3 separate regions of the Mus musculus genome follow, and regions 2 and 3 are each linked to region 1. The links are chromatin loops, found by intact Hi-C in ENCODE. Cell type or tissue: heart. All regions are shown on one strand.

Region 1 (2,500 bases):
AACAAAAAAAAAGAAGATGGCACTGGGTCCCCTGGGACTGGAGTTGAGGATGGTTGGTTGTATCACATGCATTATGGCAATTGAACCCCAGGTCTTCGGTGAGGGAAGCCAGTGTTCTTAATCACTAAGCCCTTTCTCTTGCACCAGTTATTAATTGTTTAACATAAGTGTAATTGACATAATACTTTAGAATGGAACCCATTGACCTTTGAAACACAGACACCTCCTCTAGTGAGACCTTCAGCGTGGGAACATAGCGAAGCACAGCTCAGGTGACTTCCTTGGTGGAAGGCTTCCTCCTTCCTGGGAATCCGTCTGTATTCAGAGTAGGAAAGGAGCACCTTTGCTACCCATTTAAGCAGTGTTCAGCCTCCATTTCACTCTGGTGTTGTTAGAGCCATCAGCATAATTACGGAGGACCATATTAGTGTGAATTATTCATACCATCCGTTATAGCTTCAAGCCCTCTGGGACCCTTCCTTTCCTTAAAAGTTCTGGTACAAAATGGTTTAGTAATGCAGGACATTCTATGTTTGATTTGATTTCAGATGGTTTTCCATGCTCCTGAAAACTATGTACAGACACATGTATACAAGGAGCTTGTCACAAGAGGGCACCCCTGCAGCATTCTCTATAAAGTGAATGCCGTTCTGGGTATTAATTCCAGAGGAATGATCATAGAGATGCAGTTTGGACCCACAGAATGAATTAGAAGCTCAATAGACAGTTATTATCGGACAGCATGGGGAGTTCTGTTCATGAAAATTTATTAGTATCATAAGAGGATGTTCATTTATTTAGGGTTTTGGAAATAGGATTTCTCTGTGCAGCTCTGAGTAGTTCTGGAACTCACTGTGTAGATCAGGCTGGCCTGGAACTCAGAGGTCTGATAGCTATGCCTGGCTATAAAAGGATTTTTATAGGTTATACAAAATTCAAATTATTATTTCTGTTTGTGATTTATTCAAGAGCTTCTTTAGCTTAGAGTTCAATTTCCTGCAGAGCACGGTGGTACACACCTTTAACCCAACACTCAGGAGGCAGAGGTTGGCAGATTTCTGTGAGGTAAAACCAGTTTGATACATGCAATGAGTTCTAGGATATCCAGGGCTATATAGAGAAACCCTGTCTCAGGCAAAAAGATAAAAATAAAACTTAATTACCATTTTATTAACACCATATTCAGGGCTACAGTCATCTCAAGCTCCACTTGAGCCGGATCTTAGTTTCCAAGACTATTCCCATGGCGCCCTCTACAGCCCAATCTGCAAAATGGCATTTGGCTTCCTTCAGGCCAAATGATAAAGAGGAAGAAAGAATGCACAAATAGAGGCTACAGGTACAGTTTCTGTATAAGACAGTCCTCCAAATGACACTTCATTATTTTATTTGTTAGGAGTAAGTTATTCAGAGCCAGGCCTGGTGGTGCATACCTTTAATCTCAGCACTTGGAATGTAGAAGACAAGCAGATTCCTGTAGGTTTGAAGCCTTTATGTCTTTCACTCTACAAATAGAAACATTTTCACGGAACTTTATTGAGATTATAGTGATATTTAGTTTATGTTGAAAAATTCATCTTAATAATGTGTAATGTATCAACTCTGGGCAGGGATTGTTTAAATTTATTTAGATTTTGTTTGACTCCTGAGTATGTCTCCCCCCCCCCCCCCCTTTTTTTTTTGAGACAGATTTTACTGTGTCGTTCTGGCTGTCCTGGAATTCACTATTCTGTTGACCAGGCTGGCCTCAAACGCTTTTTTTTTTTTCCTGACTCTGGAGTGCTGGGATTAAAGGCATGCGCCACCACATTCAGTTTGAATTTGTTCATTTTTGAAGATTTAAAAAAATTATCTCGCCAGGCAGTGGGGGCGCACGCCTTTAATCCCAGCACTCGAGAGGCAGAGGCAGGCGGATTTCTGAGTTTGAGGCCAGCCTGGTCTACAGAGTGAGTTCCAGGACAGCCAGGACTACACAGAGAAATCCCGACTCAAAAAAACAAAACAAAACACATTTCAATTTTAGTAAGTGATTTTTTTCATTTCAAATTCAAATTATTTCTAAGCATTATTGGCAACACACAACATAACTTTTGTCTCTTGTCAATTCATATAGTTTGTGGTTTCTTCCTATTACAATGGAAGTCCAACATGTTGGTTCGATTTCAAAATGAACTTGAAAATTACTGTGTGCTGTACCAGAATGCTCAATTTGACGATACACTAGTGATGTAAATGGTTCATAGGATTTAAGAAACACGAAGCGTTCAGCTTCCTGCAGTGCTCTGTACAGCCAGAAGAGAGCCCCAGACCTTAGTAGGCTCTGAGACCTTAGCATAGCTGACTCCTGGACAAAAATACTATTCAGGCTGTAAAACTCAGCATGTAGACAGCGCCATCTGCCAAAACTATAACAAAAACCTAATCCATCAAAGTCCATAGTTACGGGAAAGTCTCTAAATGTACTAACCTTGCCTTCTGGCTTCTGAAGTTCTGCGTCTGG
Region 2 (2,500 bases), 300 kb before region 1:
ACCTTGCAAAGGAGAAAGAGGGTGGAATCCGGGAGGAGGATCTGCATGAGAGGGAGGAGGGGGAGCTGATATTGGGATGTAAAGTGAATGAATATACAAATTAATAAATTTAAATTTTGAAAAGGAAAGAAAAAGAAAGCCATGCAGTTGGCTAATCGCTAAAGAAGAGTCTTTCTGCTCCTCTCCTCAGTACAGTGACTGTCCCAGTCTCACTCTGGGCTCCCAGTATCAGACTCTGCCCTCCACTAAGGAGAGCTAGCTCTCAGTATATCCTCCTGAAGGGGTCACTCCTCCACCCCCACAGTCCCTGACACTAAGCCCAGGTTTTCTTTGTCTCGCTCTCCCAGATGAGGCAGCTAGGGTCATTTGCACAGCACCTACTCCAGCCAATCAACATTCCAACAAGAGGAGAGCTGTGCTCTTAGCTAAGAACGGCTAAGAATAGACCTTAGCTAAGGTACTGCTCGAAATTGATGGCTGCTGGGTAAAGAGGGAAATTTTTCTTCAAGGGTGTGGGCTGTGGTGGATGGCCCCACACTCATGCATGTGTACAACAGCACTCACTGAGTCGAAGGAGAAGGGGGAAAGAGAAGAAAGAAGGAGAACAAGGAGGAGGAGAAAGAGGAGGAGAAGCTGGTGAACTGGATAATGTCACTTGCCACAAAAACCTAGAGATTTGCATGCAATCCCCAGCCCCATTGAAATGTGAAGGAGCGAATTAACTCCATAAAGTTGTCTTATGTTTTCCACAGGGGCCGGAGGGACGGGAGGGGGGGTTGTAAGGAGGGGAGACAGGGGTACTGGGCAAGGCTGGGGGTGGAGGGGGGCACTGTGGGTCTGGGTCCACACTCTCATCACATACACTAGCGATAAATATCTCTAAAGAAGAAGATGTGAAGGTGAAAGGGTGTGTTGGGGGTCAGGGAGAGTCGGAGGCAGGGATCTGAGGTGGATATGATCACGATACTGAATACATTTATGAACTCGTCAAAAAATTAAATTTAAAATCTTCTAAAATATCAGGGCCAGCAAGATAGCTCAGCAGGTAAAGACATAGCCACTAAGTCTGACAACCTGAGAACAAGCCCGACGACCTACAATACAGGAGACAAACAACTTCCTAAAGTTGTCCTCGGAAATCCACACATGCGCTGTAGCACTCCCATGTGCCAATGCGTGCACCGGACAGAGGAAGGTCTGCCCTGGGCTAAATTCAGCTCACCGTGCAAATACACCAAGAAACCAGCAGAGGGGGATAATGTCTAGTAAAAAGAGTAAGAGTTACCTGTCGACTGCTTCGTATTGAGGCACCACTGGGGTAACCTTCCTAAGCTAGAAGGAAAACTCAGAGAACACAAGCCTGGACACGTGTTTCCTGATTTTGTGGCGGGAGATTTCAAGGCTGCTTAATGTCTGCCCTCTGGACTGGACTATGGCAGTCTCTTAGCAGTCCTGCTGTATTCATGAATCTTTGGGATAGTTTTAAGCCCTCATCTTGGGCACTTCAGTTGTGATCAAAATATTACTAAGGCTTGAGAAAAGCAAGCGAAAAACAGTTTACAACTGATAAAATTATTTTTAATAAATTATTTATCAGTTTGATCACATGGTTGCCAGTTCATTCATATGTGTGTGTGTGAATATAGTATATATTCATACATAAATACATACATACATACATATATGTGTGTGTGTGTGTATATATATGTATATATATAAAATGTAACTTGTACTCAAACATTTAAGCTACAAAAACCAGTCATTTCCAAAAGTGACAGAAGAAAATGAACTTTTATCCAATTTTTAAAAATTTTTTTTAAAAAGAGGAAGACAGGAAATAGACAGGAATACCTTGTCTAGTTGTCCCTCTCCTTTTCCTCACCAGACCTGCTCATCAAAGGAGAATGGAAGAGGCTGTCACTCCCTTCCTCACCAACACATCCTGCCCTGTTGAGATTTGGTTTCCTCTCAGAATTACGCCTGTCAAATGAAACTAATCATGTGAATATGTGCCATCATGAGCTACTGATGAAGCACACCCTAAGCTAAGGAGCAAATCAATCGATTAATTGTGACTTCAAAGATGAAAAGTGACTGTCGAATAGTGGAGTTGGGCAAAATGTGCCAAAGAGATCACCCTCGGGCACACACCCAAACTAGCCCTGGGAATGTTCAAAGAACGGTAAATTCTTTCACAGTCTCGAAAGTGTCTCAAGTACTGTTGGCGAAGACTGAGTCATTGCTCTCTGAACACAAAGTAAGTTCCTAGGAGCCTCTGCTCCTGGTGCTGCCATTAACAGGCCAACCAGAGCCTTCCGGTTGGAAGTGTTGGTTGCTGCAGTGTGGAAACACCTTATTTAATCTATAGCAATGATCCATAGACATCAAGCTCATCCGATGCCATCAAGGTCGTGCCTGAAGCTGGATGAATACACATTTTCTTGGTAAGACACATCATGAGTTTCTTCTAAGTCAAGCACTATACAGTATTTCAGAACGG
Region 3 (2,500 bases), 1.5 Mb before region 1:
ATGGCAGATAAAGTAAACTTCTAATGCAGTAGCTCAGCTTCACACACACGAGATGGGAGAAGTTGTAGAATTGTTGGGTTGTAGTTTTGTCATTTTACCCTTTATTTATTTATTTATTTATTTATTTATTTATTTATTTATTTTGAGATGGGATCTTGTTGTGTAGGATTTTTTTTTAAGGCTAATAAAGGATGGATACAGTAGTCCAAAGGCAAATTGACGGAGGAGGAGAGGGAAGCAGCCAACTTAGAACCAGACATAGCTTTTGTTTTCCGTTCTCTAGGTACCTTTAAAACAAGGCAGGAGTCTTATGGATTGGATCCGACTGACCAAGAGTGGAAAGGACTTAACAGGATTGAAGGGCGGGTTAATTGAAGTAACTGAAGAAGAGCTTAAGAAGCACAACAAGAAAGAAGATTGTTGGATATGCATAAGAGGTAAGCGGCATTTACTAAACATCTCAGAAACGCCTGGGCTTTCAGACTTGGTAACAAAAATTGCCTCAGTGGATCATAAATAATGTTGTTCTCACTTTGAACTGTATTTTCCCTTGTATAACCTTTTACATTTGATGCAGAAGACAGGGAACTAATGGGATGGAAGTCTTTTGTAGCATTCTTATGTTGCATTCCCTTTGAAAGGAAGCAGGTGTTTGCCAAGAAATTTAACACCAAGGTGATGCAGTTAAAACGTTCAGGGGCACCCAGTATATGGCATAACTGCCCATCCAGAGCCTTGTGATTGAATGCTCTTAGGAAAAGGGTCTCTGAGACTCTAAAGGGAACCATATGTGTGTTGTATGCACCTATACATATTTGTATGTGTATATGCATGTGCTCGTACACATGCACACTCATGAGCACACTGTTCCATGTGTGTCTGTGGAGACCAGAGGTTGATGAGCTTTAGATTCGGTGAGTTTAGATTATGTCTTAGAGCATAATGAGGAGACAGCTGAAGTTAACCTCTGGCGTCCACATACATGTGCACCTACATGCACCCGTGCATACACTCACACTCACACACATACACAAAGAATCAGTTCATTAGGAGCACCATGTTGATGTGTGATAACAAAGCGTCAAAGCACATAACAGACAGTAGAAGAACCGAGGGACAGAGTTATAATTGTCATTCAGAGTTGTGGATTTTAATCCCGTTCAGCAGTTGTTAGAACAAGGTAAGCATCTCTAGACAGAAGGAAACTGGTGCTGCAGTTTCTTTATTGAACACAAGGTGGCGCAGTCATCACAGTCCTTAGACTCAGGCTTAGAGAAGAAACTCCAGTAAAGTTGAAAAATGGTGACTTGTTTTTACCTTATAAACATATCTTTTCCTATTATGTATTTTGGGGCTAATATCATTAACAATGGTAAAAATTTAAGTAAGTAAGAATGCTGTTCTATAATGGCATATAATACTGTTACATACATGATAGACATTAAATTCATTTATTAAATGTAGTCTAGAACTTTAATATTTGATTGAATGTTAAAACCAAAAATTAAGTTTTTAATATGTTTAATTTTAATCACCTGAGTGCTTTCAGACTGTTTTTGGGTCTTGAAATAATTCCTAATCTTTTAACAATTATTGAGAACATTAGAAGGCTTTTTTTGCATGATGTCTCTTAACATTACCACTAATTAAAATTAAGAAATGTAAAAATATTTAAAATTAATTTATTAAAACTACTATACGTTGTACATAGTACCTATGTTTATTAAAATAACTTTTCTAAATGAAAAATTCAGGAATACATAATTTTTGATTTTAGTATCTCTAATATATAGCTTGAAAGATGACAGTTCATATGTATTGTTGTGTGTTTATCTCCAGTGTCAAATCACATGTCCATGTAGCTTCTAGAAAACCCCACACTTATGAAAGAACAAGAATTTTAAACATAGTATTTTAGTTTTATTGGAAAAAAATTTTCACCTTGCACCACTAGAAGTGTCTTTTTTGAGCTTCCTCTGGAGTCCTTGGGCTCTTCCATGAGGCTCTGTAACTTATAGAATAGAATAAAAAAGAAATGAAAATTTTCTAGTCAGTGAACATGTGACCTAAAACATGGTGATACCCTTAATTCTGTATGGTGAGCGTGGTGGTTCACATACATAGTTACCTACCTAGCCTGGGACACTGTGGCACCTTCACCAGGAAGATAGACAAACAGACATAGGTCTTTGGCACTAACCCATGGTGGGTCTAAGATGGGACTGTCTGAGGGCACCATCACATGGATCTGGGCTTAAAATTACAGTGGAATGTGCTGCAGTTCTGAATCTAGACATATTTAGTGGGTGGTCTGAGTGATCTTTTGCATTTCTTTATGTTTTATGAACAGAGACACTGTTCTAGACAATAAGTTTACTCATGGGTCAGCTTAATAAAGGCCATGGCTGCCCTCACAGCAGAGAGCTGGCACTTTCACTGGCATTTAGGAAGGACCTTTATCCAGTTTCTTTATCCAGGATCCTCTCCTGGAGGAATAGGA

Evidence for each region. A loop is a pair of places that touch in the nucleus more often than their neighbours do. Peaks named below come from ENCODE experiments on the same cell type or tissue, not always from the same donor. Only the 100,000 strongest peaks of a DNase experiment are listed, where the experiment ranks them.
Region 2: it touches region 1 in a loop (18-fold over the local background); 39 of 42 quality-filtered maps call a loop at or near these places.
Region 3: it touches region 1 in a loop (4-fold over the local background); 3 of 42 quality-filtered maps call a loop at or near these places.

What each region holds. Positions count from the first base shown.
Region 1 is chr9:88,545,117-88,547,616 of GRCm38, forward strand. No RefSeq gene overlaps it. Among named protein-coding and RNA genes, the nearest start is that of Zfp949, 1.7 kb to the right of the region's middle. In heart, CTCF peaks have their summits at 591 (motif pointing right), 1,261 (motif pointing left) and 2,294; no DNase peak of the experiment used is centred here; H3K4me3 peaks cover 272 bases.
Region 2 is chr9:88,240,534-88,243,033 of GRCm38, forward strand. No RefSeq gene overlaps it. Among named protein-coding and RNA genes, the nearest start is that of Gm28231, 18 kb to the right of the region's middle. In heart, a CTCF peak has its summit at 1,241 (motif pointing right); a DNase peak (open chromatin) is centred at 1,228; H3K4me3 peaks cover 1,414 bases; H3K27ac peaks cover 1,480 bases.
Region 3 is chr9:87,026,664-87,029,163 of GRCm38, forward strand. Cyb5r4 (cytochrome b5 reductase 4) reads left to right here. Exons shown (of 16, transcript NM_024195.2): 2 at 284-437. Among named protein-coding and RNA genes, the nearest start is that of Cyb5r4, 5.9 kb to the left of the region's middle. In heart, a CTCF peak has its summit at 1,231 (motif pointing right); no DNase peak of the experiment used is centred here.